2 separate regions of the Mus musculus genome follow, and region 2 is linked to region 1. The links are chromatin loops, found by intact Hi-C in ENCODE. Cell type or tissue: left cerebral cortex. All regions are shown on one strand. Links, peaks and the distances in the headings refer to the core of each region. The heading gives the core; the rest is flanking DNA. Region 1 holds the start of Gm23567 (a small nuclear RNA gene). Region 2 holds the start of Pigb (phosphatidylinositol glycan anchor biosynthesis, class B).

Region 1 (16,225 bases), core at 2,932-10,931:
CGTGGAAAGAATGTCAAAAGAAAGCTGACGGACAAAAAAGAGTCCAGAGGAAGGAGAAACCGCTCGAGGGAAAGCAAGCTGAAGAGACCAAAGCTCTAAAACCTCGGGGTTTGCCCCGGAAGGCCCCACCCACTCGCCTCCCCACAAGAGGTGTGGCGCCCCTGTCTTTTTCTCTTCCTTCCTTTCTTTTTAGAAATCTTTTTGCAGGCATAGGCCATGCTCCGGTGTACCGAAAATGAGCAATAAGACACAAAGACGTAAGATGGAAGACCTTTGCTGAGGGGCGAGACAGGATTTGCTGTGTAGGTCTGAACCTCCTGGAATGTGATACGCTGGCCTCAACCACAAATGCTTGGCTTGTAGGGATTCACCGTCACACATGGCTTACTGGGCACACTGTAGTCATTTTGTACAAACTGGAAACATCAAGTGTAGAGAGGCATTGAAAAGAACAACAAAATACAGGGCAGACACTGGGAACTAGTTAAGGATTGGCTAGAGGAAAGGAGCCACACAATTGGTGTAAGGACGCAACCAGGGAAAAGACGGGCAACTCACTTACCTTCTTCATTTTCCTCTCCTGTAGCCCAGGCTGGCCTCAAACTTGATGCATAGAGAGGAAGACCTTGAACTTCTGATCCTCCTGCCTCCACCTGGATAGTGTTGGAATTTTAGGCGTGTGGCACCATGCCGCAAACAAGTTTGTTTTTTCCTTAGTGCTGGGAACCAAGTCCAAGGCCTTCTGCTTTTCTAGGCAAGCTTATAGAGTCCGAGCTAAATCCAACACACACACACGCAGGCATACACACACAGAGACACACATAGACATGCACACACACACACTTTTTTTTTTTTTTTGAGAAGGCATTGTATGTAGTCCAGGGCTGTCCTGAATGCCCTATATCGATTTATTTTAATGTCTTTACTTTTTCTTTCTTTCTTTTTAAAAAATAGTTTGTTTTTATTTTATGGGCATTGCTGTTTTGCCTGCATGCATATTTATGTGAGAGTGTTGGATCCCCTGCAACTGGAGTTACAGATAGCTGTAAGCTGCCATGTGGGTGCCAGGAATTAAACCCTGATCCACTGGAAGAGCAGCCAGTGCTCTTAACTGCTCAGCCTTCTCTCCAGCCTCTCCTTTTCTTATTTATATGCACTCCTTTTTCTCGAAAGTATATTACTCTGAGTCTTTGTTTCTTGAAATCCTCTCCCACCTGTTTCAATGTTTGCCTCTAAGCCTGTGCGTCATATTTAGGTATGTTGGCGTTTCTAACTAACAGCATCCTTCCTTGTCTGTAGATGACATCCTAGCACCTGGCTTCATTCCCCTTGTCCAGGCTGGGCAGCCTCTGAATCTGCTGAGCCCCTTATGCGACTGTCTGCCTTTCACTATCATCGTGGCTGCTTCCTTACTGTTCTCTGTGATGGGTGAAAAGCACCCTTCTTTAGGAAGTGTGTAGAGATACTGCTGTGTGGCATAGAGATTGGAGGAGGTGTGCATGTCAGTCATAGGTTTGCCTAGTGTGCCTCCCCCAAAGTGGATATGAACGAGACAGAAACTCAACAGGGAACCCCAGAAAAGTATTTGTGTATGACGTGTGTGTGGGGGGGGGGGAAGTGTGCCACAGTAGGTCAGAGGACAACTCTGTGGAATTGTTGTCCTGTTGTGTCCTCCCCTCCCCCCCCCCTTTTTTTGAGACAGGGTCTCACTTTGCTCACTATGTAGTCCTGGTGGCCTGAACCTCCTTATATTAGAGCAGTCTGGCCTTGAACTCACACAGACCAGCCTGCTTCTGCCCCGAGTACTGGGACTAAGGTGTACACTGCCCAACCCAGCTCCTTCCACTTTGTGCCATGCTTACACAGCAAGCATCTACCCTCAGGCCTGTCTCACTGGCCTAGCTTTGCCTTGTTTTATTTTGTTGGGTTTTGTTGTTGTGGTTTTTTTATTATTTATTTTTTGTTATTTGCTTCTTTGTTATTGTTATTATTATTTGTTATTAATCCTAGAACTAGCTTTGGTGTATAATTATCTTAAAAGTCAATGTGTTAGTTAGAAGTGAGAAATAAATGACTTGTTGGATGCCTTTGCTTTTGAAGGGAGGAATTGGGAAAACATATTTCCTGAGAAGTTAAAGGAAGACAGAGTCCCTGCGCCTCGCTCCGCTGGCAGTATTCAAATCAGCTTTACCCCTCGAGTGTTCCCAACAGCACTTCGGGAATCCCAAGTCGCAGAAGAGGAGGAGGTAGGCACACAATATCAGTAAGGCAGTCACCACTTCAGCTAGTGTCAGCGTCAGCGTCACCGCTGGTGGAATGCCTTCCCTACTTCATCTATGGAAATTAGTGAGTTTCAGGACAGCCAGAGCTATGGAGAGAGATCCTACCAGAAAAAGAAAGAGGAAAAAAAAAAAAGGAAGGAAGGAAGAGAAAAGGGAAGAAAAGAAAAGAAAGGAGAGGAGGAAAGGAGAACAAAACAAGTTAGGTTTTGTATTCCTTTGTTTTGTGTTGCATGTTTTGTTTTAGTGTTTTTCTCTTTGTTTTTGTTTGAGACAGTGCTTAGATTTTCCTCTAAACCTACTTTACTCAGTGTTCTTAAATGATTTAACCTCCCTTCTAGCTACCACCAGAGAGGGGGGTGAAAGAAGGTTAGTAGAAAAAGGGCGTTGTGGACCTGTTTCGTAGTAGTTCCTTGCGGGAGTCCACTCTTCACTGTCAGGGTACCAGCAGTCTGGTTCAATAGCAAGCACTAAACATGAAACAGTAGCACTGGCTCAATCCAGCAGAAACCAGAAGTGGCCAGAATCAACTGAAATATCACAAGAAGTTCTTTGATGTGTTTCTCTCTAAAAAGTAAAGACCAGCAAGCATTGCACAGAGTTCTAATGCAAGAATGACTTCTCATTGTGTATGGGGGCCATACATGTTTCCTGTTTCTATACCTCTCCTCATGAACACAGTCCAGGAACCCCTGCCCTCGGAATGGCTCCATCAACAGTTAAAACGAGTCTCTTCACATTAAGTAATGCAATCAGGATAATCCCACAGGTATTCTAGAGGCCTACGTCCTGGGTGATTTCCATATACTGTCGGGTTGACGGCACTAGCCAGCATAGATGGGTTGACAGCACTAGCCAGCATAGACAGTGTCCACCACCAAACTGCGTTCTCATTGTAGTGGCTGCATAAACAAGCAGAAGCACGGAGAGCCATGAGCACTGACCTTCCTGAGTTCTTTGACTTAAAAGAAGAAGAGAGGAATCCAGACTGGTTGAAAGACAAGGGAAAGTGAGTTGTCTGAGTGTCCTGCATCCCACACTGGGCTCATCATGTTCCAGGACTAGCTGGACCTTGTGTTTGTGAGTGTGCATGCTATGCTGTTGGGGTAGGCAGGCCATGTGCTGGTCCTTTCATGTCTACTTGATGCAAGCTTGAGTCATTAGGGAAGAGGGAACATCAATTGAAAAAAAAATGTCCTCAGCAAGGTTTGCTTGGCCTACACAACAAACTGAAAGCCAGCATGGGCAACTTAGTGAGACCTTGTCTCAAAATAAGGAAGGAATTGCTGCAATCTCACTACTTGAGAGGGAGAAAGGAGATCTGGGGTTTAAGGCTTTGTTCCCCAGACTGTACCATGTGAGCCCCATGTCCAAACAAACAATAAGTGAAGTAATTTTAAAAAGGGGGAAAGGGCAGGGGACAAAGCTTAGTGTTATAGCACTTGTCTAGTTAGTGAGGTCCTTGGTTCAAACTCCAATGCTACAAAAAGAGGCCTATAATCCCAGGAGCTTGGAGGCAGAAACAGCTTGGTCTATATAGTGAGTCACACACCAGCAGGGGCAACATACAGACTGTCTTTTTCTCATAGAGTATTCCAGAAAAAAAAAAAAAAAGGAGCCCATGGGACATACAATTAGACACATGACATTTCAGTCAACATCAGAATGTACACTGACCCTCAAAGAGTCTGTCACTAGTGATACCATAGCCATCTTTATGTGCATAAGCACACCTACAGCTTTCAAAAACAAGTCACCTAGTGTCATCTTTCTGAGACCAAGCAGCTCCTGCTGGTACAGATGGGGAAAGAGAGAGAGATGTGCTGTGCGCAGCTGGGATTATGATGCATGCTTTTAATCCCAGCTCTGAGGAGACAGGTGGATCCCTGGGGCTCACTGGCCAGTCATCCTAGCCTCGTCATCCTAGCCTGGTCAGGAGCCCCAGAGCCCAGTGAGAGACCCTGTCTGAAAAGCATGGTGAGGCTGGGTGTGTTGTACACACCTTTAATTTGAGGCAGGGCTCATCTACATAGTGAGTTCCAGACTAGCCAGGGCTCCATAGTGAGACCCTGTCTCAAAACAAGCAAGCAAGCAAGCAAGCAAGCAAGCAAGCAAGCAAGCAAGCAAGCAAGCAAGCAAGCAAGCAAGCAAACAAACTAACCCAAAAAAGGCAGCTGGCTCCCAGGGAGCAAATGCAAGCAGCATACACTTGCAGGTCCCCTTTGCAGGTCTAGTCCTTCGGAGCCAGCGTGTAGGCAGGCCAGGTGAGTGGAATACTCACTCACAGTAGCCCTCCACCACAGCTGAGGGAGGACAGCCTTAAGAATGAAAAATTTGAACCTGGCAGTGGTGGCACATGCCTTTAATCCTAGCACTTGGGAGGCAGAGGTAGGCAAATTTCTGAGTTTGAGGCCAGCCTGGTCTACAGAGTGAGTTCCAGGACAGCCAAGGCTACACAGAGAAACCCTGTCTCGAAAAACCAAAAAAAAAAAGAAAAAAAAAAAAGAAAAAAGAAAAGAATGAAAGTTTTGTGTAAAAAGATTTCAGTAAACCTGTAAACTCTTGTTCTGCAAAGGGATTATTATGTTTGTTATTATTTGCATAAATCTGTCCCCTGCTTCCTAAGAGACAGTCTCTGCCAAGGTTAAGTGCTACACAGTGTCTTCTAACAGGATAGTGCCAGGTTGCTGTGAGTCCTGCTTGGTGAACATGCCTCCCACGTATGACACATGAAGTCCTAGCTTCAACCTGTAGATCCCACCCCTCCCACCCCACCTCACCCCCCCCCCCAGATTGTCACAGGAGATCCATGGAGAACTGTCTTGTTATTTTGTTGAGCCAGGGTCTCTTGTAGCCCAGTCTACACTCATCGTTTTGAAAGTTGCCTTTTAACCCATGTACCTAAATGCTTTCAGAGCAGGGCCAGGAAACCTACCTTTGCTACTGTGTTGAAATAAACTAAAGTTTATAGAGACAGGCCAGTCTCCTCACCCTGCTTTTCCTGATAGAAGCTTGTTAGACTTGCTATTGTAAGATGTCTTCTCAGTGCAGGTGTAATTGTTTTCCATTGATTGTGTTTTACAGCTTATCCTATTCTGTTGCAGTACTTGGTGTTTAGAGTATGTTAACAAAATGCGGAGGAGGGAAAATTCACTCTTCCCTTTTGAGGACTTTTATCCCCTAGGGAGAAATCAGTTGCGTATGCTGCAAGAGATCACCAAGCTGTGTATTTGTTTATGGTTTTATTTTTTGTTTTGCTTTGTTTTTTGTTTGTTTGTTTGTTTGTTTGAGACAAGCTCTCACTTTGCAGCCCTGGCTGGCCTGAAACTCACTGTGTAGGCAAGGCTGGTCTTGAACTCATGGTGATTCTCCTGCTTCAGCCTCCCGAGTGCTGGACTGACTAGCCTACGCTTTCATGCATGTGAGGATGTGTTTTACTAGGGCTTTTGTTGGTTTGGTTTGGTTTGTTTTTGAGACAGAATTATGTGTAGCCCTAGTTGGCCTGGAACTAGCTCTGTAGACCAGGCTGGCCTTGAACTCACAGAGATCTGCCTCTGCCTCTGCCCTCTGCCCTCTGCCCTCTGCCCTCTGCCCTCTGCCCTCTGCCCTCTGCCCTCTGCCCTCTGGCCTCTGGCCTCTGCCCTCTGCCTCTGCCTCTGCGATTAAAGGTGTGTGCCATCACCACTGAACTGACATATCAGCACTCCTGCTTCTGCCTCCAAACTCCTGGGACCACAGGCCTTTAGCACCATGTCCATGTTATTCTTTAAAAATCATATTTAGAATGCTTCTCCCTGCTTCATTCTAATGCTAAATCAAAGGGGCATGTGTCTCTTTACCAAGATGTACTGATGCTGGCTGGCTGGCCTTGTGCACTCTGTCTGTCCGTCCAATAGATTTTTGTAGTGTTGGGGTTTGCTCAAGGGCCTCACTAACTAGACAAGTGCTATAACACTGAGCTATGTCCCCTGCTCTTTCTCCTTTTTACAATTATGTCACCTATTGTTTGTTTTGACATGGGACTCACATGACACAGTCTCCTTTCTCCCTCTCACGTCGTGGGATTGCAGTAATTCCTTCCTTATTTTGAGACAGTGTCTCATTAAGTTGCCTATGCTGGCCTTCAGCTTGTTGTGTGGGCCGAGCAAACCTTGATTTTGCAATCTTCTCACCTCAGCCTGTGACATGACTGGGATTACAGGTCTGCACCACCAGGCTGGTTGGTGTTGGCTGTGTGTGTGTTGACGGTACACCGACACGGGTGTCTTGCTCGCTCATAGCAGCTTCCTCACGTCATGAAGAGCTGTTCCCTCCTGTTGCTGTTTCTGTTCTCCGCACCAGTTTCCCCATGGTTACCAACGAGCAGCAGCGTTTGTGCTGTGTGCTTTCCTCCTCCATATCCAGCAGGGGGAGAAGTTTTACCAGCTTTTCACACTCCAACTTGAGGCCCAAGTCACCGGCTTCATTCAGGCCAGTTTAAGCCCCTTTCCTATCCCTAAATAAATTCCTTTATCAAGAAAGATAGGCATACACCTGCTGCATTAAACCAATGAGGGCAGCCTTTGGGTGGGAGGATCTGCCCTACTCAAGGTCCTTGCTTGGTGTATGTGGAAAGCTGGAGTCTGTGCAGTAGGCGGTCTCCATCTGACAGGAAATAAACAAGGCAGATGGTGAACCATCTCTCTAAGTGCCAAGTAGGCTCAATGTTATTTTTTCATGTCTGCTTCAATGTTAAATTGGCCCTTTCTTTTTGTCTCATTAGCAAATTGTTTGCAACAGAAAACTATTTGGCAGCGGTTGATGCATATAATTTAGCCATACGACTGAACTGTAAGATCCCATTATTGTATTTGAATCGGGCTGCTTGCCACCTCAAATTAAAAAACCTACACAAGGCCATCGAGGACTCTTCTAAGGTACGTATATTTCTCTGTTTGGGTGTGTTGTGTATATGTTTATGTATTTACTTCATTTAAAAATATAGTGCTTTGAGGCAGGAGAGATGGATCAGCTGTTAAGAGCACTGACTGCTCCTCCAGTGGACCCAGATTCAATTCCCAGCACCCACATGGTGGCTCACAACCATCTGTAACTCCAAGATCTGACGCCCTCCTGTAGATATACATGCAAGTAAAACACCAATGCACATAATACACACACCCATATATATATGTATATGTATATATATATATGTATATGTGTATCTATATATATATCTTTAAGATTATCATGAAGAGTCAGCTATAGTGGCTCATCAAGGGGTTGAAGGAAGAGGATCACTTAGATCAAGGCCAGGCGAATTCCAGGCAAGGTTACCAAATGAGAGAAATGTGTGCTCACTTCAGCAGCACGCATGCTAAAATTGGAATGATGCAGAGAAGAGCATCATGGTCCCTGTGCAAGGATGACACAAAAATTCATGAAGTATTTCCTAATTTTTCTTTTTGAGTTTCCATTTGGAATGTGCTTAGACTACTAAAACAATAAACTACTGATGTCTGAAAAGTGTGTTATAGAACCTAGCATGTTCACGATCCACAGGGCAGGGGGGTGGGGTGGGGCCCCGGGCCTACCTTTGCTAGGCCTTCTTTATTGGTTTAAAGGATGCTCTAGGACTTAGCACTTAGCCTAATGGTAAAGCCTCTGCTCAGCCAGTGTGAGGCGCTGGTTCTGCACTCAGTCCCCGCCCCCAGAAGTTGATGCTAAGCCCTTCTGCCTTTGGAGGTAAGCGCTGTGCTGTGTGTGGTCCCTTTTCCCTTTTGATTTGTTCTGTGTAGAGGATGCTCTACAGTTGCCGGGCTTCCTTCCTGTCTCCAAAGAGGGAGCCAAAGTGAAAGACCAATCAGCAAGTAGCAGACAGGAAGTGAAGCATAGTAAAACATCATCGCCTCTGGCACTGACAACATCCTGCAGCAGTGACGGGGAGTTCCACTGAGAGAGTCACACTGGGCGTCCTGACTGAGAGGTGTCTAGACAGAGCATAGACTTTGCTTCATGTACCCACTGCAGGCCTTTTTATGCTGTGTGATAAACAGTAGTAACCTCTGCTCTGCTGGGAATGGCTCACCCTGAGACCCAGTCATTCTCAGGGGTGCGATGTTTTGTTTTGTTTTGTTTAATTAATTAATTAATTATATTTAGTATACTGTAGCTGTCTTCAGACACTCCAGAAGAGGGAGTCAGATCTCCTTACAGATGGTTGTGAGCCACCATGTGGTTGCTGGGATTTGAACTCAGGACCTTCAGAAGATCAGTCAGGTGCTCTTACACGCTGAGCCAACTCACCAGCCTGGGTGCGATGTTTTTAATCACAGCCTCAGCACTTAGCTATTTTCCTTTCTCTCCGTTAGAGAACCTGACCTAGGATGTGGAGTTTTGGGAGATCTTGAAATAAACATGCTTGAGTCAGCTCTCAATACGTGCAAATAGCACATGACAATTTACCAATATAACTTATAGTGCGGGTCTAAATTGCCTAACATTGGCTAACATTGAACAGGCCTTAAGTTTGCTGTTCTGTGCCTTAGCCTCCCTATACCCGGGATTATCGACATGTACCACCAGGCCCAGCTGATTGATTTGTTTGTACTTTTAGTGTTTTATTTATTTTTGAGACAGGATCTCATGTAGCCTAGACTGTCCTGGAACTTAGTATGTAGAGAATGGCCTTTCACTCTTGATCCTCAAAAGTGCTGGAATTGCAAGCCTGTGACTACACCCAGCTTAATAATGCTCCAGGCACAGGAACTATAGGTGCAGAGCATTCTGCCTGACTGTTTTATACACACATGTAGTATGTGTGTGGATGTGGTTTTGGGCCTGCGTAGTGGCAAGAGGTCAATCTTGGTGGAGTTCTTCAGACACTGGTCACCTTATTTTGTTTTCTTTTCTTTTTTTTTTTTAAAGATTTATTTATTTATTTATTATATGTAAGTACACTGTAGCTGTCCTCAGACACTCCAGAAGAGGGCGTCAGATCTCGTTACGGATGGTTGTGAGCCACCATGTGGTTGCTGGGATTTGAACTTCAGACCTTCGGAAGAGCAGTCGGGTGCTCTTACCCACTGAGCCATCTCACCAGCCCCCGTTATTTTGTTTTCTAAGGATTTATTTTGAGTTATGTGTATGTCTGTGTGTGGTGGAGAGTTGGGCGGTTATTTGCACATGAATGCAAAGGATGAGACTGGAGCCCCTGGAACTGAAGTTATAGACATTAGTAAGATGTCTAATGTGGGTGCTGGGAACTGAACTCAGGTCCTCTGCAAGAGCAGCCTGTGCTCTTAACCTCTGAGCCATCTTTCTAGCCTCACACTTGCAATGTGTGTGTGTGTGTTAAGTTAAAGTATGATTATACAAGTTCCTCTCTTTCTTCTTTCATTCCCCCATGTCCACTCCTGTACCATAGACTCTTCTTCTTTAATTATCACTCCTCACCTTTTTGTTGAAGCAAGGTCTCTCACTGGGATCAGGGCCTTGCTGATTCAGCTAGGGCTGGCTGGCCTGCCAACCAGTCGGCCCTAGGGATCCTTCTGTCTCTGCTTCCCAGAGCTGACATTAGCACACTCAGCCATGCCTGTTTTTTTTTTTTTTTTTCTTTTATGTGGGTGCTGGGGTTTGAACACAGGTCTTTAGGCTTGCAGAGCAAGCACTTTACCCACTGAGCCATCTCATTAATCCCTAATTATATATACATTATTTGAAAGGCACTAGAGTTATTGACACCACCTGTTGCTGACAATGCCAATGCAAGAATGAAGGCACACGTCCGACGAGGGACAGCGTTCTGTCAACTAGAATTGTATGTTGAAGGTAAGAGACTGATGGAGGCATGGCCATAGCTCTGTTAGTAGACCCATTTCATTGCCTTGCATGCATGAGGCCATTAGATTCCCAGTTCCATATAAACTATGTGTGGTGGCACACACCTGCAATCCCAGCAAGGTCTAAGTCTTTTAAGCTTCAGGAGACCCTGTTTCAGAAAGACAAAAAGTTGTCTAGATAACACAGGTATTTATGAAATACTTGCTTTATTGATTATTATTGATATGTCAATACAGGCTTGCAAGATTATGAAGCTGCACTTAAGATTGACCCAGCCAACACAGTTGTACAGAACGATGCAGAGAAGATTCGGAATATAATTCAAGGGACGGCACTGAAGTCTCGTGACTAGAGGCAGCTAGGCACAGGAGTCTCTGCAAGTACTGTAGCTCTGTACAGTACCGCGCTAGTGAGCCTTTGGAATGGCAGTGCCTGACGAATCATCTCCAAGGGGAAAATGGCCTAGCTCTCACTGCCTTTGATCCCAGTACCGGGAAGGCAGAGGTAGGCAAGTCTCTATGAGCTTGAGGCCAGCCAGAGCTCGACAGCATGCAAAACACAAAAGAAAGCCAGAGAACAGGCTGTTTGAGTCCTCAATCTTGGCACAGGGATTGGCTGGGCTCTGATGTTGCTGTTGAAATTGCCAGGATACTACTGAGGAATCTACAGAATAGAATTTCCACATAAAAGATTGTGCATATAAAATATTCTTATTATATTAAATATAGTATTTCATTCTAAATGATTGGCTTTGGTATAATATGTAAACAAATTTTAGTCACTTATAGATACACATAACCACATAGTTTTCTTTGTATCATTTGTCGTTTGAGGCTAGACCAGTTAGAGTATAATATACATTGCATACCAACCCTGGGTCTGCTGGGTAAAAGGATATAGAATTCCAGGCTAGCCTGGGCTACATAGTGAAACTGTTTCAAGAAAAAGTGAAGAAATAAACAACAGAAAAACCAGTTACTCTGAAAACCTTATTTTTTTAAGAGATTTATTTATTTATACTTAATTTTCTGGGTATGGGTGTTTTGCCTGTAGGAATGTGTACCACTGTTGTATGCAGTGCCTGCAGTGGCCAGCAGAGAGCATCAGGTCTTTTGGAACTGGAGTTACAGACTATTGTGACCACCATGTGGGTGCTGGGAATTGAACCCAAGCCCTCTGGAAAAGCAGCCAGGGCTCTTAAGCACTGAGCAACCTCTCCAGTCCCTAAGCCATATTTTGAACTTAGGTATAGGCTGTTGTTGAAAACAAAACTGAGCAGGGTCTTGTGTGTGCCCTTAATCCCAGCACTCCTGAGTAGGAAATACAATGAAGAGGCCTTCTTCCAGGCCAGCCTGGGCCACATAGTAAGACTGAGTCTCAAAAAAATCAAGGGCCAGTGTGACAGCTTAATGGTTAAAAACACTTGTGGCTTTTCCAGAAGACTCAAGTTCAGTGCCAGCCCTACATTGGATGTCTCACAACCACTTGAAGCTCCAGCTTCAAGGATCTGATGCCTTCTTTGATCACTCTGAGCACTATTGTAGTTGCTTTTGGGTGTCATGTTTGGGGCTTAGTAATAAAGACATGGAGACATCTTTATAGTATTAGCCTGCTGGCCTTTTTGCTGAGGGCAGTGTCCTGAGCTAGCTGTCCAGACTCAGCTAATCTCCTACCAGATCTCCACCCTGGGACTCTGTGGCTCACTGACTTTCTCCACATCCTGCCCCTCCCCCAGCTTCAGCCTCCAGTTATTTTCATCAAAATCCACTCCTCCTTCCTGATACAAAAAACTTATTAGCATAGTGGGAGTGGTTCACAGTTTATTCTTTCTGAACCAATCATCAGCAGGACTATGCCAGATCTATCTCTAGGTGTTCCCTTTTGGGCACCTCCCCCAGGACAGTTGCCTTTTAACTCGATAATCTCAGAATCATTTACCTGCTTTTCCGGCAGGTGAGGGGCACCATTTATAAATAGAAAGCAGTCTTGTGGGCTATAGAAATGACAATATCATATCCCACCAGCACCTGGCACTTCAGGCACAGCAACTAACACTTGAGGAGACTGGGGCTGGGGCACCATTCACACTGATGCACTGTACATGGCGGGAGGTTATCCCAACAGAGCACAAACTCACATACACACACAGTAAATAAAGCATAAAAAATTCATCCCAATGAAAGTTAAAACAAATTTAGTTTGCAGATTTTGATGTTGTGAGACAGGTCTTACTTTTATAGTTCTGTCTTTTCTGGAATTCATGGTGGTCCTTCTGTTTCAGCCTTGCCAATGCTGGGTTTACAAACAGTTACTATAGCCAGGCAGTGGTGGCATATGCCTTTAATCCCAGCACTCAAGAGGCAGAAGCAGGTGGATCTCTGTAAGGGTTAGAGGCCAGCCTTGTCTACAGAGCGGAGTTCCAGGACAGCCAGAGCTACACAAAGACACAGTCTCCAAAAACCAAAAAGAAAAAAAAAAAAAGGCAAAAACAAAAACTTAACCATATCTTAGAGCTGGGTCTGGTGTGGTGATTCACACCTCTTGCTTAGGAGGCTGCCAAGGAGATGAGCCATCTCACGGACCCCTCTTCACTCATTTGTAGGGGGCTAGCTTGGTAGAAGCTATGGATCCCAGGCTGGTCTTGAAATCATGGCAATCCTCCTCTCTTAGCCTTCCAAGTATTGGGTTTTTAGGTGTGGGCCACCATGCCCAGCTAAATGGTAATATACGTATATTTGGCTTTTAGAGGTAAGGCCTCACTCTGTCGCTCTGGCTGGTCAGGAACTCCCTTTGAAACCCAGCTGGCCTCAAATTTGCAATCTCTTGCCTCAACTTCCTGAATGCTGGGTTCATGTGAGCCACCAGGCCAGGCTGCTATGTTCCTTTGTCTTAGTAAGTGTACTTAGTAGCATGTGCTATGATGAAAGTCCCTTGCAGCTTAGTGGGATCCATATATTCAGCACATCCGTTGGAATGTACTTCTACAGAAGACCAGCTGAAACAACTAGCCTCGTGGGACCGAGTAACTACTAGATCCTTGGACTTCCCATCCATAGCTTTGTACTGTTGGGCTAGTTGGACTACACACTGTAGTATGTCATTACAACAAATTCCCTTAATATACAGAAACATTCCATCAGTTCTGTGACTCTAAAGAACCCCGACTAATACAGCCCTTAGTAACATGCTTCAATGTGAAAATAGTTTGAAGAAGTTTATAGTTACAGAACAAAAAAAGCCACAAATCCAGGCACTTTTCCATACACTGGTGGGAACAGCAGGTCACAGTAAAGCAAGGCTTCAGGTGCTATTTGAAACATTCTTAGCTGCTGGGTTGTTGGAAACCAATGACCTACCAAGTTAATGCATTCCAAAGGCATGACTACCTCATAATCACAGGATGCCAGGTCAAATACAGAGCTGGGATAAATGGCTAGTAAGGGGACTAGAGATAGTCCCAAAGATTGTTTGTAAATCTGTAACATTCCAACTCAACCAACCTTTAAATAGGTGTGTGACTGTTCTTAGAAACTTCAGTTCACATAGTTGTTTGAGGAAAGGTCTCACTGAGTTGATCAGGCTGACCTTGAATTTGTTCTTCTCTTGCCTCAGTCTCCTGAGTGGTTGCTATAGGCCCGTGCCACCAGACCTGTCTGTGTGTGGTTTTTGGTAGTGTAGACATAGGTAACTTTATTATAAAGTGGGGTATTCTCAGGTGGGTTTTGTTTTGTTTTTTTTTTTTTTTGGAAAGAATTCTACTGTGTTATCCCAGGTTGACCATGAAATTCTGGTCCTTGTGCCTAAGTCTGCAGAGTCCTCAGGGTACAAGTGAACTCCAGCATGCCTAGCTTTGAACACTTTTTAAGATTTATTTTTAAATTTTTAATTGTGTGTCTGTGTGTGTATCTGTGGGTACTTACTGGTGAGTGGAGATGCCTCAGAGGCCAGAGGCATATGATCCCTGGGAAGCTGGAATTATAGGGGCTGTGAGTCCCTTCCCCTTTTCCCATGGTGCTCAGGACAAAACAAGAACAGTCTGTGCTCTTAACTGTTAGGAGCAGGTGTGGCGGCAGTCCTAAAGGAGCCAGAGACTGCAGCTAAGTCATATGACTTGCACCTGACTTCCTCATATAAACCACAAACATCTTGAGTGCTGCGCAGGTGTACCAGGATACAGGTGAATCCAATTTGGTGGAGATTTGCCCCTGCTGCCCTGATTAGCTGAAGCTGCGTGCCTGGTGAGGTGGCGTGGCCTGCTGTGCATGGATGGGAACTGAGAGTATAAAAGAGTGAGAGGCCCAGGGTTCGGGGGAGATATAAAAACAAGGGAGATATAAAAACGAGGGCGATATATAAACAAGGGAGATATAAAAACAAGAGAGATATATAAACAAGGGGAGATATAAAAACAAGGGAGATATAAACAAGGGAGATATAAACAGGGGAGATATAAAAACAAGGGAGATATAAACAAGGGAGATATAAAAACAAGGGAGATATAAACAAGAGAGATATAAACAAGAAGAAACAGGACTGAATAAACGTGTGCAGAAGGATCCTGTTGCAGCATCGTTCTTCCTGGCTAGTTGAGCGCGCGCAACAGTTGGTGCTGAGACCCGGGACGGGACGAGAAGACCCGGGACGAGAAATCCCGGGACAAGAAAACCTGGGAAAAGAAACATCTTCAGGCAAGAGCGAAGACCCCCTGCTACAGGAAGGATCTAGAACTGCATCACTGGGAAGGAGCGGTTAATGAAGTGTTCCTGTAAAACAGACTGTTGAGAAGGATCCGGCGTGGATTCAGAACTCTTCAGCTGGGGAACGGTACTGATGAAGAGAAAGAAGAAAGATGAAGACTGAATAAACTGTTGTTAGAAGGACTGGTGGTCACGTCATTCTTGCTGGCGAGAGCAGATGCGACAATTGGTGGCCCGTACGGGGAACCGACTCCCCCACCAAGTTCAGAACTTTCAGCAGTCAGTGGTTGCCGGCAGGGTAAGTTCACGGTGAGTGAAACTTGCGACCCCAGGAGTTTGGGAAGGACTTCGGATAAAATAGAGGTGAGCATAAAGTTGCCAGGAAGTAGGCACAAAGTAACCCAGGAGTTTGGGAAGGACCTCGGATAAAATAGAGGGGAATATAACGTTGCCAGGAAGCAGGTACAAGGTAACTAAAGGTTCCCGGCTTTGGGACAAGTTAAGGTTCACTGTTTGGGGACAAGTTAAGGAACTATGATAACCTCAGTGTAGTGATCAATAGATCCTTGCTGTGTAGTTATGCTTTTTTCTCCCATTGACCCTTTGTGGGTAGGTCTGATAGTTTTGGTCTTGTTTGTTCTGATATATGGACTCTGTTACTGTTTGAAACTGTGTGTAGAGGCAGTCAAGACAGGTCAGAAAATCCTTACAGAGCAACAAGAAAGTATGTCGGAAGAGGAAAAGGGCTTAAAAAGAAAAAGGAAAAAGAAAGGAGACACAGTGTTATCAGGTGGACAGAAAGGACAAAATAAAAGAGCTGAGGCGGAGGAGGAAGGCGAATTAGCTTCTGCGCCTCCTCCCTATGCCTCCTCAGCAGCCACCTATAGGTGGACCTTCTGTCCAGAGATTTGGCGTATTGACTCCCCAGATGGTCACACAGGTGATTGAGGTTATGGTCTCATCACCACGAGGTATTGTGTCCATCCCCCCTGGGGATCGAGTAGATCAGGTGTTGATGTGGGCGAGAGGGTCTGTTTGTGTGTTTCCACAGGACCAGACGGAACCTCTTTGGGTGCCGGAGAGATTGGTGAGACGCTGCAAGAATGAGGCTCCTGATCCAGTTGCCCCTGTGGATGTGGTGGATATTCCCACAAGCACAAAGGATGGAGCCGAGATGGGAGATCCTTTCGGTATTCCAGAAGCCGATACCAGCTCGACATGATATTCTTTCCACGCTTTTTGATCCCTGAATTCCCCTTAAAGAGATAGCCCCTCTGGCTATCTATCCCTTGCTTCAGGGAAGATGAGCGGGGATGAGAGCCCTGGGATGTATGCTTGTTATAGTGTGTGTGTGTTTTGTGTTTGGCACAAGTGTTAGGTGCAGAGTGTGCGGCCCGCACTTTCGCCATGGTAGCGTAGGCTTTTGCT
Region 2 (16,225 bases), core at 1-8,000, 74 kb after region 1:
CAGGAGGATTGAGACACGTCTAAGCACAGTCAGCACAACACAGCGAAGAGACTGTGTTCAGCGAGCCTGAGCTCATTGCCACCACGCTGTGTAGTCCCAGGTGCCCCGAGCTCTGCCGTGAGCCCGGCACTCACCACGGCGCGGAGAGCGTTTCTCCTGCGCGCTCACGTACTGCCTGGACTTCCTCCTCCGCAGCTTCATTTCTCCCGAGCTGCCGTGGAGATTGCGGGAGGCCGGGTTATAGTCGGCGGCCTGGGACTCCATCCTCCCCGGCTACCTGCAGCCCACGGTGCCCGCCCCTCACTTTCTTGTAGGCGGACACATGCCACTAAGATTGGGCCCCGCGAGCCGCCGTCCCTTCGCTGCTCCGGCACTACCGCGGCAGGAAGTGCTGCCGGAAGCGGATGAGTCTCCGGGTGGGTCAGGAGCAAACCTCCCTGACCAGTGTTCAATGCTGGAAAAGACAAAAATAAAGATTCTGGATTCTTTACTCCGCCTGACACACCTCGCACAGCGCCCGCCGAGGAGGCGCTCGGAGGTAACAGAGCAGAGGGAGGCAGTGCATCGCTGAGGACCAGCTCCCGGGTGACCGCGGTGCTCATCCCTCACGCCACGTCCTCGCGTGGGAAGTTTCATCACGGTTCTTACAATAATAGGAAAAAGTTATAACTCAATGAATTTTTATTATCAATTTTTTACCACCCCAATGGATTTCTCTATCCCTAATTATCTATTTTCTAATCAACTTTTTATTTTCTGGAGTCGATCTCACTATGTAGATCAGACTGGCCTTGAACTCGGGAGAATTACCGTCTCTGCCTCATGAGTGCTGGGATTTAATGCCTAAGCCACCACACTCTGTCTCCTCTTATCTTTGTGACAGGGCCACAGTCTTATATAACCGTGGCTGGCCTGGAACTTGCTGTGTAGACCAGACTGGCCTCAAACTCCTGCCTCTGTCTTATGGATGTTGGGATCAAAAGCATGGGCCATCATGACCAGCAATCAAGGCATTTAAAAAATTAGTTGGTGGGGGCTGGAGAACTGGTTCAGGGCTTAAAAACACTGACTGCACTTGCAGAATACCCATATACTAGCCTGGTGTCTCCGAGGGTACCAGGCATGCGTGCTATTGCAGATACATACATGAAGACGAACACCCATACACATAAATTGTCTTTTGTGTGGTCAACTGTATAATCCAGGAGAAGACATGCTTTTCTTTCCTCGGCGAGCTTAAATTATGCCTGAGAACTATTTAGGGCAAGCTCCTTACAGTACAGGAAGGAGTTGCTGATTATTTTTGTGACCTGAGGCTTGGATTAAGGATCCATATCGGAGTCCAGAAAGTGTGTGGCTCCTTCCCTGTGCTCTCTTCATTCACAGCCTCTGACCCAGATGCTGAGGGGGTTGACACGGAAAGTGCTGTGTTGTTCATTTGTCACTTTCTACTGTTTTCAGTTGTTGGATCGAGAAGCAAAATCTTCTACACCCCCACCCCATTTTTCTCAAAGAAGGCATGCAAATGATTTGCGTTTGATTTCTCCTAAAATATCAAAAGAACTCAACATAATTTGCTTTTGCTTTTTTTGAGATAGGCTCTTACTATGTAGCCTTGGCTGGCTTGGAACTCAGCTCTTTAGACCAGACAGGCCTCAGACTCACATAGTCTCTGCCCACACCTGGTGCTGGAATTAAAATCCTGCACCACCACACCTGGCTCAGTGAAGTTTTACAGCCTCTTAAAAATCGCTTTTGTCATACAGCTTGCTTAAAAGAGTTACAGCTACTGCAGAAGGCATAGTGAGGTCACTTGTCCCCTCTCTCTATCATCCTTTAGAGGAAGCTTAAACAGAGACACTCACTTCTGAGTCCTTTCGGGCACCTCTTGGAGAAAAAGTATTAAACGACTTGAAAGCCGTCAGCCATCCCTTCCCCTCCTTTTGCCATTTTGAAAATTACCAGTTTAAACGCTCTGAGAAGACTTCCAGCAGCCATGTTAGTGGCGCACACCTGTCATCCTAACACTGGGGTGGTGAAGGCAGAATTGTAATCTAGAGCAGCCTGCCTATCATAAAGAACCAGAACAAACACTCAAATGCAAAATAACTCACAGGCAAATACACACAAAATAACTCACAGGCAAATACACACAAAATAACTCCCTGGGAACATCCCCTGATAGAAGAGGATGCATCTCTGTCTCACACCACCCTCAAACTTGCATTCCCTATAGGTTCCTTTTTAAGGTTTTTATTGACTTGTTCTCCGAGAACCTGTTATGGAATCCAGACTGGCCGCCAACTGGCAGTGCAGCCAGAGGGTAACCTTGAGTTCCTGATCCTCTTGCCTGGACCCAACTGTTGGGAATATGAGCATGTGCTACGATGCCTGGAAGAAATAACAATTTTAATATAAAATATGATTTTTAACTACTGACAACCTAATTGAGATTTTAGAAAATATCCCATAGTAAGCCTATGTGCTGTCATGCTACCCTTATGTATTTATTAGTTAGTGATTCTTGGTTTTTTTAAAGATTTATTTTATGTACATGGGTACACTGTAGCTGTACAGATGGTTGTGAGCCTTCATGTGGTTGTTGGGAATTGAATTTTTTTAGGACCTCTGCTTGCTCAGTCCCAAAGATTTATTTATTATACATAAGTACACCGTAGTTGACTTCAGACTCACCAGAAGTGGGCGTCAGATCCCATGACGGATGGTTGTGAGCCACCATGTGGTTGCTGGGAATTGAACTCAGGACCTCTGGAAGAGCAGTCAGTGCTCTTAACCGCTGAGCCATCTCTCCAGCCCTAGTTAGTGATTTTTAAATATTACAAAACATTCATGCCAGAGGAAAGTAGTAACAAGTCTTCTAAAGAGCAGATGGGGCTGGAGTGAAGAGTGAGCTGCTGTTCCGGAGGACCTGAGTTCAGTTCCCAGCACCTGTGTTAGATGACAGCTGCCTGTAACTTTCTGGCTTCCAGACTCCTGCACTCAGTCGCACACATAGCACAAAATAAAATTGTTTCTAAAAGTCTGCTGTACTAAGTGGTCCTTTTTTTTTTTTTTTTTTTTTTTTTTTTGTCCCTTTTCCTTAGAAACAGCTCTGAAGCGGTTTGCTGCCCGGGGAGCATAGCCACCCTCAGCTTGTGCGCTACCTGCCGCTGCAATGCTCGGGAGATTGCCACTTCCACAACTGCTTTTTGCTGCCATCCTTGGAATTGCTGGAGGAATGTATATTTATCAGCCAATATTTGAACAATATTCCAGAGATCAGAAGGAATTAAAAGAAAAGGTGAAGTTGTTGGAAGAATCAGAAGAAAAGGGAGCTAATTCTGCATAAACTGAAATTGTAAACCTTGCTTAACGTTCTATTGAAATCACACCGACTATTAGTCTAGTAAGACTTTAGGTATGCTTTAAATAAATAAATCATGGGTAATGAATCTAAGTTATTTATAAAGGTAGTTCTTGGGCTGGAGAGATGGCTCAGCAGTTAAGAACACTGACTGTTCTTCCAGGGGTCCTAAGTTCAATTCCCAGCAACCACATGGTGGCTCACAACCATCTGTAATGGGATCTGATGCCCTCTTCTGGTGTGTCTGAAGACAGCAGTGTACTCATATACAGAAAATAAATAAATCCAGACACTACAAGAGGGCATCTGAGCCTCATTACAAATGGTTTTGAGCCACCATGTGTTTGCTGGGAATTGAACTCAGGACCTCTGGAAAAACAGTCAGTGCTCTTAACCACTGAGCCATTTCTCTAGTCTGGCATGTTTTTTGTTTGTTTGTTTGTTTGTTTGTTTTCATTGTTTGCTGGTTTAGAGTATGTCACATAATCTCAGACCAGGCTGAGACATGGACTCTTGGAACCAGATGCATAGTCAAGTCTCAGGGCACAGATGAAGCCCTAGGTTTCAGGACCAGCACCTCACACCCTGGGCAAAGTGATGCAGTTGTGTGATCCAGGCACTCAGGTGGAAGCAGGAGGATCAGAAGTACCAGCCATTACCAGTGACAGTGTTGTTCCCCAATATAGTTCATAGACCTTCGTCACCTCCAGGTTTATGTGTAGGATGCCTGGTCTCCAGGGTGATGGTATTGAAAGCTGGTACCTTTTTTTTTTTTTTTTTTTTTTTTTGGTTTTTTGAGACAGGGTTTCTCTGTGTAGCCCTCGCTGTCTGGGAACTCACTCTGTAGACCAGGCTAGCCTCGAACTCAGAAATCCACCTGTCTTGGCCTCTAGTGATAGCTCCTTGAGAGCTAGTGCCAGAGCCGGGTGGTGGTGACGTCGGCACACGCCTTTAATCCCAGCACTCGGGAGGAGGCAGAGGCAGACGGATTTCTGAGTTCAAGGCCAGCCTGGTCTACAGAGTGAGTTCCAGGACAGCCAGGGCTACACAGAAAAACCCTGTCTCGAAAAACCAAAAAGAAAAAAAAAAAAAGAGCTAGTGCCTGAAGGAAGATGGTTGCCTTGCTTTTCCTGGGGAGGGTATTTCTCTTCAGCCCTGATGGAATGATAGAAAAGATTCTGTACCGGTCCAGTTTATTGGGGTTGCTTACAAGCGTGGGTGACTCCAGTAGCTGCCATCTACAGATTGAGAAACTGCACTGTGGTGCAGTCCTAGTAGCTACAGACAGGAGGGGTGACTGGGTGTGCAGGTGGGTGGGACAGCTGGACCGCGGAGTTTGTGGTGGCAGGCCCTAGGGATGAATGAAACTGCATGGACAGAACTTAGCCCAGTCTTCCTTCTCAGCATTTTGCTTGTCTTGGAAGTGGAATTCTGAAAGCAACAGGGCAGGCCCAAAGGCCAGTGTGAAGCGCAGAACCACCTTTGGACGGATTTGGCTAATGTCCTCCATCCCCAGGTTGAGACCCAGACTGCTCACAGAAAACCCTAGGCATCGGTAGAAGGCCACTAGGAGGCAGCAGAGGGTCATAGGCTGCTCCGGACCCTGCCGGGTCTTAGCATGTTATGCCACCCCATAATTTCCCTCTTACTGTGCAGTAACTGCCTGCCCTAACAGTGTTTTAGGACTTCAGGGTGAGTGTAATCCGAGTTAGACTGTGTGCATGTAGACTCCGCTGGCCATTGCCTTCCAGAATAGTGTTTATTTTCTTCTGACTGAATCTTACCTATTTTTCTCATCATCGAGTCCAGGAACCCCAGTAGGCCATGCCCAAGCTGTCTCCAGGGAGGATGCACAGCCATGAAAAAGCTTTTAGGACAGACCTTTGGAGTCTCCAGGGCACGCCTCGCCTTACCCGGATCCTGGGGCAATTTGAGCTTTTTGTGAATGGCTCTCTTGGTCTCAAGGAAAACCACCCTCTGTGGTTCTCACACCTTTCAGAAGGGGCGAGGAGACCCGATCCGTGCCAGGCGAGGCGAGCAGTCGTTTCTGTGGCTGGGGGCCTGCGGGCAGGTGACAGGAGGCGGAGGTGGAGGCCGCTCAGGACCCGCCCCCACCGCGCTCTCCTCTACGGGAAGTGATGTGGGGCCAGACGGAAAATAGCGCCAAGCACCCAAAAAAGGCCAGTCGCACGGGGTCCCGAGCTCCATTTGGAAGGGAGTACCTAAGGGATAGAGCACAGCGAGGACGCGGCACGTTGGGAATCTAGCACTGCAGGGACGCAACACCGCAGGGACAGCACCGGACAGAGCACCAAACCGGGTGAGCACTCAGCGTTCTGGGCGCGCTGCAGATTGCAGGCGAGCAAGTCAGCCCTAGGGCAACCAGGGGACAGATCTTCGGAATGGATGCTGGTTTTCTGGAGTTCCAGGGGCTGAAGGTTATCCCGGGTGGCATCTAGGTGCCAAAATCCCTTTAATGAGGGGAAGAGAAATAGGTCTGCCCATCCCTCTGTCCTTCCCTCACTTCGGTTTTAGAAGTCTTTGACTTTAAAGTCTTTAGAGTCCTGCTGCTTTCAGGTGAGAAAGGGCTCTGCCTTTTCCTGTCATTCAGAGAACCCAGCTGGTCAGCCTGGTCTTAGAGTCACCCTATCGGAGGTAGAATTGATGGATGACATATTTTGGTCACTTTGCCAAGACCGGGTCTCTGGCCCAGTAGCTGGGTACCGATTTGGAAAGCCAGCTCTGTAATGTAGGAGATCTTGAGGCGTCTCAGCAGCCCCCCTGGCCTTTGCATCTTGCTGTTGTCTGGAGTATTCCCCTAGGCTTCTCTTTCAAGCCCAAGGGCTAACAGCTGTTCTGCCTTAGCTGTTCAGCCCAGCCGGGTGAGGAAGGCAGGAGACATTTCGTATTCTTTAAAGCTCCCTGTAGAGTGGAACCGGTATGGGAAAAGTAATCCCTGCATTTGGAAGGTGGACAGAGAAGGATCCAGGGTTCAAGGTCAGCCTTTGCTACATAGTGTGTGCTTGAAACCAGCCTGGGTTACAGGAGACTCTTTCTCAAAAAACAAACACCAAAAAGAAAGGAAGGGGGGGTATTCAGAAATGCTAAGCGCGCCTGAATGGGAGCTGCCTTCTTATTTTACCTTGGTCTTCCCCCCCACCCCAACACCTTTCCGTTTCCTCTCCACAGTGTGTCTTATTTGTCGTTGTTGTTGTTGTTGTTTGTTTATTTCTGACGTCACCCCGCCCCACCCCCTCCCTTGCCACCTTTTACGAGTTTTTTTGGCTGTGCAGAAGAGTCCCTTGTATCTCTGTGTGGAATTTACGGTCAGCTTCTCAATTCTGTGGCCTTGGCTTTAGAGCACGCACAGGCATTTTGAAGAGGGAAGCCGCCTTTGGGAACCAGACTTTTAACTTCCTTTCCTGATACCTGTTTCCCCATCTTAGTAAAGAAATTCCACTCTTAGAGAATCTCAGGCCAAACAATTCTCTTCATTCTTCCATGTCTCTTGTCCACCCTGAACACATTTTATTGAGTCTAACTTGAGTAGAACTAAATATTTTTTGGTTTAAAAACTTGGTAAGTGGCTGGAGAAATGGCTCTGTCATTTAGAGCACAGACTGCTTGCTCTTCCTGAGGATCCAAGTTCGGTTCCCAGCACCCACAACAGGCAACTCACAGCTGCCTGTAACTCCAACTTCAGAGAACCCAGTGCTGTCTTCTGGACTCTGCCAGTATTGCACTCATTGCACAAAACCAAACACACACACACACACACACACTTAAAAATAAACAAACTGGTATCAAAAGATTGCCTAGTCGGCCATCACTGGAAAGAGATGCCCATTGGACAGGCAAACTTTATATGCCCCAGTACAGGGGAATGCCAGGGCCAAAAAATGGGAATGGGTGGGTAGGGGAGTGGGGGGGGGGGCGGGGGAGAGTGTGGGGGACTTTTGGGATAGCATTGGAAATGTAATTGAGGAAAATACGTAATAAAAAAAACAAACTGTAAAATTGACGTTCACTGAATGCTCTGGTGACTAGGAATTATTTGCTGCCTTTGCAGAGGACCTGGGTTTAGTTCCCAGCACCCACATGGCAGCTCACTAACACTGAGTAATTTCAGTTCCAGGGGACTGGATTCCCTTCTCTGGCCACTGAAAGCACTGCACACATGTGCTGCATGTACGTACGTGTAGGCAAAATACTCATAAACATGTATTGATCATTTGTGTATGGTGTCATATGTATGGAAGGTCAGAGGACTGTCTATAGGAGTCAGCTCTTTCCTTCCACCTTGTGGATCCAGGGATTTAACTCAGGTTGTGTGGCTTGGTGGTAACTACTGAGCTATCTTGTCTACTTAGTTTTTTGGGGTGTGTGTGTGTGTGTGTGTGTGTGTGGTAGTTGAAACATGGCTCCGTTATGTATCCCAGGATAGCTTGGAACCCAGAGTGTAGCCTAGGCCTCAGCCTCCTGAATGGGATTACAGGTGTGCCCTATACCTGGCCACGGTCACATCTGCTCTAATAACCATTTCTCTACTGTTGGCACCCATCCCGACTACCTTCTCTAGCTGTGTTCCTGCTGAGGCCTCTTAAAGCACTTTTAATCTTGTTCTTTTTTTGAAATAGAGATCCCACTTTGTCCTGCCTGTCCCCTCTCTACCTGTCCTCTTCCCCTTCGTGCTGCGATCAGCACAGCCCACTGTGAGGGCCAGGGGTCAGGCTCATTCACTATTGTGTCCGCTGCAATCAGGGTTATTAAGTTGTTATTATTAAGGGGCTGGAGAGATGGCTCAGCACTTAGGAGCATTCAGAGGACAAGGCTCGATTCCCAGGACCCACAGGGCAGCTCACAACCACCCATAACTCCAGTCCCAGTGGCCCTGATACCCTCTTTGGGCACGGAGGCAGGAGGATCAGAAGTTATTCTCTGCTACCTTGGAAGTCCAGGCCAGCATGCAGAACAAACTTATGGCCGGCTGAGTAGTAATGGCTCCTTCCACACTCCTGCACCTGTCTTGTGATGGTGGCAGCAGGCAGCCCTCTGCCCTGGCCCTGAGAAAATTAGGCAGGGCTGTTTAGTAGCTGACCTATCTTCTGGCCTCTTACATTAGTCTAGAGCAAGAGTGGAGTTCTTGGAAATCGAAGGAAATGGACATTAATTTCTTCATGAATATTTTGCACTATAATGAATGAACCTTTCTGTGGCTTCTAACAGAAATGGCCAACTGTTGGCACTTAATTGTGTAACTACTTTCAGTTGTCAGCTGTTTTTCTGTGACTTGGCCCATTTCCATGACTACACCCTTTCATTCTTGGGGCTTGAACTCAGGGCCTGGCAGATGCTAGGCAAGTGCTCTCTCATTCACTGAGCCACCCCTGCCTCCAGCCCATCCTTGATTAGACCCTGTCTGCCTGGAGACAGAGTGTCACTCTGACTCATTTTGAATCTTATTTTGTAAGGAGTCAGAGGCAAAACCAAGTGTAAGACTGTGGCTGAATGTGCACTCGAGTTACTGGATAAAACTCCAGGACCATCTATCTAGTCCAGCAGTTCTCAACCTCCTAATGCTTCCAGCCTTCGATACCATTCCTCATGTTGTGGAGACCCCAACCATAAAATTATTTTCATTGCTACATTATAAGTAATCTTGATACTGTGTTTTCCAGTTGTCTTAGGCAACCCCTGTGAAAGATCATTTGATCTGTTGAGACAGAAAGGTTGAGAAGCAACAGTTAAGTCTGGACTTTCTTAGCAGGCGTCTTTATAGACCACTTTACACTACTGAATGGGGCTTCCCACCCAATGAGGAGTTGGGAGGCTTCCCAGTGAGAACTGAACTAATTTGGCCTATAAAGTATGATAACTAATTTTATGGTTACTCTCTTTATCTCTCTCTTTTCCTTCCTCCCTCCCTTCCTTCCTCCTCCTTTGTACACACACACACACACACACACACACACACACACACACACCCCTGAGTGCTGGGAACTGAACTTGGGTTCCCTTTAGGAAGAATCTTTCTTAACCATTTAGCCATTTCTCCAGCCTATATATGGGATTTTTTTTTTCAATTGAGTTTACCTTCTTCTTTTGTTATTAAGACTTTTCCTGGCATGTGTCTTATCTATAGATTCACTATGAAATAGGAAAGAATTATTTTAACATATATATGCAGTAGTTATACACACACATAAAACATATTTCCCAAATAAAATAGAGTAAGTTTGATGCTTCTGAAGGACAGAACAACGCTTGCAGCTTAAAGCCTGAGCCCCCCTAAGAAGAAAGCTCTCTTGCCCCTGTTAAGAAAATGATTGGCTCCTGAGGAAGTAGCGCTTCCCTTCAAAAGCGCTCCCTTTCTGTGCCCCCTGAGATTTGCTTGGACTGTGTTTGTTTCTCCACTTGGGGATGAGGAAATTTGAGTTGATGATCTGGCTTCCCCTAAGCTGATTAGCCTGAGAGCAGACTCTGGCGATAAAAGCTTTTAGTGAACCTGATGTCCTGGGGTGAGGGACTGGAATAGTGAACATTTAGCTAGCTAGGGCCTTCCAGTGTGGGGGCTCAGCTCATCATTTCTCTTGTATGATTTGGGGTCCATTAACACATTTTATTTATTGTCAATTAAAATTGAGTGCCTTGTCTAAAAGGGATGGGAATTTTCTCCCCCCCCCCTTTTCTTCTCTCTCTCCTTTTCCCTCTCCCCTCCCCTTCTCTCTTCTTTCTTTCTTTCTTTCTCTCTCTCTTTCTCTTTCTCTCTTTCTTTCTTTTTCTTTTTTCTTTCTTTCTCTTTTTTCTCCTCCTCCTCCTCTTCCTCCTCCTCCTCCTCCTTCTTCTTTTCTCTCTCTCTCCTTCCTTCCTTCCTTCCTTCCTTCTTTCCTCCCTCCCTCCCTCCCTCCCTCCCTCCCTCCCTCCCTCCCTCCCTCCCTCCCTCCCTCCCTTCCTTCTTTATTTCTTGTCTAATTGGATCTCATGCATGTCAGGCTAGGCTGGAACTCTGCGTAGCTGAGGATGCCCTTGAACTTCTGAGTGTCTGTTTTATGCTAGGACTACAGGTGTGTGTTACCATGTCTGTATGAAATTCTAATTTGAGGATAGGGTTTCAAATTTACCAAATAAAAGTGATTCAATTTTTAAATCTGTCTTCAATTTTTTTCTTTTAAATCAGGGTCTTGAGATGTAGCCCAAGCTAGCTCTTGATCTCCCTGACTCCACCTCCTAATGTGCACCATCCCCCCTTATTCCAAAATACACATGTACACAGCTCTAGTTAGAGGTCATGTTTATATACAGGAAATGTGCGATATCGTCCAAAGAATGGTTGAGCCGTGGGTTTCCATGGTGATGGGAATCTGTTAATGGCTCTAGCGCTAGAAACAAGAGAGAGCATTAGTTTTACTTTAGTCCTTCATAGTTAAGGAGATCCTTACCTACAGAGGCTAAATCTGTCCATGTCACATAGACTAGGAGGAGGGGCCAGGGCCAGCGCCAGGACCAGTGGCACAATGCCTCCCTTAAGAAGTTATGCATAGGGTGGGGTGGGGTGGCCCTTTTTGCTCTTCCAGAGGACCTGGGTTTGGCGCCCATCACCCACATTATGGCTTACAACCTTCCATAATTCCAGTCACAGAGGATCCAGTGCCCTCTTATGACCTGCTCATACATACATGCAGACAAAAGACTCATACACATAAAATAAGTACGCTTAAGAACATTTTTTTTAAAAAGTTTATATAACCCCAGTTCCAGGGGATGGGATCACTACCATCTTCTCACTTCTGTGGGCGTGAATGTGGTACAAGACATACAGACAAGAAAAATGGACACATAGGGGGGAAAATCTAAGTCTCTTTTTAAAGGAAGGAAGGAAGGAAGGAAGGAAGGAAGGAAGGAAGGCAGGCAGGCAATCCTGAAAACGAACGAGGTTTTGTCTGCCACTAGGGAAACCGTATTTCAGAGCCCCTGGTCTTTTTTCACAACCTGGATGGTGGTTAATTCATATTAAGCCTTTCCAGCTGCCAGGTCAAAGCATAATAAAATTGGTTGCCAAGAGACAGAAAAGTCTGTTCTCTCTTGTTTGCTGAGGTTGGTCCAACCGCGTGGGTGGATGGCAGATCCTCTGGGTGTTCCTGTGCACTAATCTCCTATGTATTTGTATCATTAGCGGCAAAGACAAGGCGTCAATCAATCACCTGGCTAAACATAATAGAGTGAGCACTTTAATTCCTGCAGTACTAGCCTGGCTTGGGGAAGTGAGACATAAAGCTTTAGTCTGTTCGGATGCATAGATAGAGATCTCTTGCTGGTGGCTGGGAACACCACTCGATACGTGCTTGCTTGGCATGCAGGAGCCTCCTTCTGCTCCCTCAGGTTACCTAAGAATTGTGCATGTGTTTGAGACAGAGTCTCCTATAGCTCAGACTGGCCTGAACTTGCTATGTAGCCAACAATGACCTTTAATTTCAGATCCCCCTGCCTCCCACTCCCAAGTGCTAGGATTACAGGCCTGAGACACCGTTCTTGGTTTATGTGGTACCAGGGATGGAACCCAGGGTTTCATGTGTGCCAGGCGAGCACCTTATCAACTGAACTGGTTCCTGGGTCCTATGATGTAAAACTTAAATAATATTGCAATAAAAGGAATATGGAAAAATAATTTAAAAATATTAACCCAGAGCCGGGTGTGGTGGCGCATGCCTTTAATCTCAGCACTTGGGAGGCAGAGGCAGGTGGATTTCTGAGTTCGAGGCCAGCCTGGTCTACAGAGTGAGTTCCAGGACAGCCAGGGCTACACAGAGAAACCCTGTCTCAAAAAACCAAAAAATAAAAAATAAAAAAATAATCCATAGTTGTGGGCAGGGTTTCTTTACTTCTTGTGTTAGTTTCTGTCCCACATCTTACTTGAACAGTAAGGAATGCCAGGGAGAACTCAGCAGTCTGTTGGTTGTTCTGGGCTTCGCTTCTCTTATTAGAGACTAGGCTAACCCTTCATTATCCCTCTCTGCTCTGCATGAGAACATAAAGTAGACTATGGGCTTTCTTGTTTGTTTGCTTGGTATTTCTGGTGGGGGTGGGGAAAGTCACTCATCTATGTGCCCCGTGACTGAAAACAAAAGACCCACCACTGTCAGGAGTCACTGGGAGTCTTCTCTTTTCCAAGTCACTGATAATCGGTCGTAAGGTATCACATTAGCAGCTTGCAACAGGGGTCATCACCCCACCCTCACCAGGGAGTTTCAGTGTCTACCTGTCTGTCTGAGACAGGGTCTTTTATAGTCCCAGGCTGGTTTCATACTTACTTGGAGTCAGTGTGGCCTTACTGGAGGAAGTATGTCACTGGAGGTGGGCTTGGAGGTTTCAAAAATCCACCTGATGCTCACACTCCCTGCCTCCCCAAACCACCTGTGGATCTCACAGCTACTGCTCCAGTAAGGTGTGAGGCCATACTCCCACCCTGGTGATAATAGACCGATCCTCTGAAACTGTAAGCCAGCCTCCAATTAAAATGATTTTCTTCCTAAGAGTTGCCATGGTGACGGTACCTCTTCACAACCGTCGGACATCGAGAAAGACAATGCCTATACATGTTTTTTGTTTGTTGTGATCTTTCGAGACAGGGTTTCTCTGTGTAATAGCCCTGGGTGACCTGGACTCCCTTTGTAGACCAGGCTGGCCTAGAACTCACAGAGATCCACCTGCCTCTGCCTCCCAAGTGCTGGGATTAAAGGCGTGGGCCAGCACTCCAGGTTGCCTCTACATGTTTTTAACTCTTATAAGGGCCGCTGCTGTGCAGTGGGGACCGGTGAGGCCCTTGATGAGCACAGGTTGCTTTCAGGAGAAGAGTAAGCCCAGCCAGGCATGGTGGCACACGCCTTTAATCCCAGCACTCAGGAGGCAGGCAGATTTCTGAGTTTGAGACCAGCCTGGTCTACAGAGTGAGTTCCAGGACAGCCAGGGCTAGACAGAGAAACCCTGTCTCGAAAAAAACCCAAAAAAACAAAAACAAAAAAAAAACCCAAAAAACAAAAAAAGAGTAAGCCCTGTGGCTGGCAAGCAAACGGCTGGACTGCAATGTCTCTTTGTGTGACCCCAAAGGGGGGCAGAACCAAACAGTGACAGGGATCTGGGCAGACAAAGCCTGTGGCCACCTCACGTCTTCAGCCTACCGGCGTCTGTACTTCCTGAGTTCCCAGCAGCCTCCTATAGCTTTGTGCCACGGAGCCAAGAAACTATCGAGACGGTATCGATTGGTTCTGCTTGGCTGGGAGGTTTTCTGCATTTGAGAGTCAGTCTTGGAAGCCTCCTCCTAACTCTCCAGCCCCTTTTGCTGCCCAGATAAGGAAACCTTACTGGTTACACTGACACAGTTGTGTAACTTTAGATCTGGTTGGAAGGGGCCTTGAAAATCATGTGGCTCAGCCAGGTTTTCCCTTAGTCTCCTTGGCCCGAAGCTAGGTACCACACCACTGAGGGATTGACAGCAGGCAGGATTCCTAGGAAGAACCTTTTAATGTGTCTAGGCTGATATTTCTTCACTGCCACCAGCTGTGAGGTAGGCAGTCCAAACAGCTGTGTTGTTTGAGTGTTCAAAGGAAGTGGCGTTCATTCATTCATTCATTCATTCATTCATTCGTGTATTTATTTATAGATAGACTTTCCGGTTGAAACCCTTGAACTTCCAGTTCTCCTGCCTTTACTTCTGGGTATGCTAGAAACTTTCTTTACTTCTGGGTATGCTAGAAACTGCCTTTACTTCTGGGTATGCTAGAAACTGAACTCAGGGCTGCATGCGAACTAGGCCAGTACTCTACCCACTGAGCCGCCATCCAACCCCGAGGGGGACTTTCGATGGAATTTTACTAACCACTGAGGCAATTTCCTTGAAACTGTCTGAAATGACTGAGTATCTATGGTCTTGACTTACATTAAAGCTGCCCAGAAGTGTCTGCCACAATGATTGTATTTGTCCTCCAGGGTGAATTTTCTGTCAGCCCCCAGAGAGCTGCTGCTAGAGTCGTCTCTGCCCACTTTGTGCCGTCAGTGAGTTCCTGTCTCTACAGTATCTATTGCTGTTTGAGATGAGTCTATTATATTTATCTTGCTTGTGGCCGGCCGGTCTCTTCCATCTAATGTGCTCTCTCGGTGAGCCACTGTGGCTGACTACCTAGAAATGACCTGGAGTAGCGGTTCTCCACCTTCCAATGCTGTGACCCTTTCATACAGTTCCTCTGTGGTGACCCCCTCTCCCCCCCCCAACCATACAATTATCTTGTTGCCACTCCGTAAGTGTAATATTGATGCTGTTATGAACCGTAATGTAGATGTCTGATATGCAACCCTCTCCAAAGGGGTTGTTATCCATGTTGAGAGCCATTGACCTAGATGAGAAGGTGGTGAGTGCTAAGTTAATAGTTAACAGGTGAATAGGGGAACAGGCAGTTTGAGAAGGCTGCTTGCTTTTTCTTCTTAAACGTCTTACCTTATTTGATGCTTATGTATGTCTGCCTGCACGTATGTCTGTGTACTATGTATGTGCCTGGTGCTTTCAGAGGCCAGAAGAGGGTGTCAAAGCTCTTGGATTTGGCATTAAAGGTCATTGTAAGCTTACATGTGGGTGCTGAGAATCAAACCTAGGTCCTCTGTAAGAACACCAAGCACTCCTAACTACAGAGAGATCTCTCTAGCCCCTGAACTTTATTTTAAATAACTAAATCCAGAATACCAGTTTATTAGTACATAGAAAAATTTTTTTCAGATTCATGTTATTTTTTTTTTTTATGTGTATGAATATTTACGGGAGTGTGTATGAATATCCACGGGAGTCAGAGAGGGCATTTGGTCCTGAAACTGAAGTTACAGATGGTTGGGAGCCACCATGTGGGTGCTGGGAATTGAACTCAGGTCCTTTGTAAGAGCAGTCAGTATTCTTAATCATTGAGCCATCACTACACTCACCCCCTCAGATTGCTCAGGCATTCTCTTAAACAACAACAACAACAACACAACTCATCCCTACCTCCCCAGAGGGCAAACACAGAAAGAGAGGTTCCTGTGAACCCTGACTGTAAGGACAAAGAAACAGAACTACTCAGGGCTTTATGCTGCAAGGAGCCAGAGAGACAGTGAGTCACAAGACAACTTCATTATGTCTCTTTAAAGCTCCCTTTAAAAGCAGCATGCAATGTGTCTCCTTCAGCGACTGTAATCTGTTAGGTTTGAGATTAGGCCTTGGGAATCAGTTTATTTGTGTTTGTTTGTTGTGTATTAGTGTTTGACCTGCATGTATGTATATATGCCATATATATATGTACAGTGCCAAGAAGGCCAGAAGAGAACATTGGATCCCCTAGGACTGGAATTACAGAGGGTGTGAGTGAGCCCAATCTCTCCTTACCGCTGCTGACCTTGGCTTCTGCTGACCTTGGCTTCTGCTGTAGGTGGCTCTTTAACATGAAAGCCTTGGCTTGTTAAGCAAGCCATCATGTTTAGATGCTGGGACTCAAGGGCAGGTTCTCTGAAAAACAGCAACTGTTCTTAGTCCCTGAACTGCCTCTTCAGCCCAAAGGAATCAGCTTTTATTTAAAAAGACTTCCCAGCCAAGACTGGGACACATCGATGCTCTCTACCCTGAGGTACTTAACTAAGGCTCAGATAAACGTGAGCCGGGGACACAGAACCCCACCTCTCTGCAGCATTCGGAAACCAGTAAGAAAGAACCGATTTTCAGGGCAGTGGCAGCACACAGAGCCTCAGAATTTGTTGGCTCATTACATTCAGCGTTGTTTACTTGTAACTAGCCAGGCTGGTGTCAAACAGGAAGCCCTCAGGCACAGCTTTCCTTTCCGGTACATG

The links. Peaks named below come from ENCODE experiments on the same cell type or tissue, not always from the same donor. Only the 100,000 strongest peaks of a DNase experiment are listed, where the experiment ranks them.
Region 2: a loop joins it to region 1, with 2.3 times the contacts of the local background. A loop is called at or near these places in 8 of 42 quality-filtered maps.

What each region holds. Positions count from the first base shown.
Region 1 is chr9:72,961,991-72,978,215 of GRCm38, forward strand. Dnaaf4 (dynein axonemal assembly factor 4) reads left to right here. Exons shown (of 9, transcript NM_026314.3): 4 at 1-150; 5 at 2,101-2,246; 6 at 3,179-3,288; 7 at 7,042-7,195; 8 at 9,983-10,088; 9 at 10,337-11,077. The coding sequence ends at 10,452. It overlaps Gm23567 (a small nuclear RNA gene), which reads left to right and starts at 7,612; the gene lies at 7,612-7,718. In left cerebral cortex, for the core only: a CTCF peak has its summit at 6,698 (motif pointing right); DNase peaks (open chromatin) are centred at 6,678 and 6,876; H3K27ac peaks cover 1,167 bases.
Region 2 is chr9:73,039,328-73,055,552 of GRCm38, forward strand. It overlaps Pigb (phosphatidylinositol glycan anchor biosynthesis, class B), which reads right to left and starts at 372. Exons shown (of 12, transcript NM_018889.3): 1 at 135-372. The coding sequence starts at 264. It overlaps Pigbos1 (Pigb opposite strand 1), which reads left to right and starts at 391. Exons shown (of 2, transcript NM_001308425.1): 1 at 391-538; 2 at 3,105-3,455. The coding sequence starts at 3,176. The coding sequence ends at 3,349. Rab27a (RAB27A, member RAS oncogene family) reads left to right here and starts at 5,483. Exons shown (of 6, transcript NM_023635.6): 1 at 5,483-5,684. In left cerebral cortex, for the core only: CTCF peaks have their summits at 3,604 (motif pointing left) and 4,930 (motif pointing right); DNase peaks (open chromatin) are centred at 353, 1,025, 4,951, 5,499 and 1 more place; H3K4me3 peaks cover 3,020 bases; H3K27ac peaks cover 2,308 bases.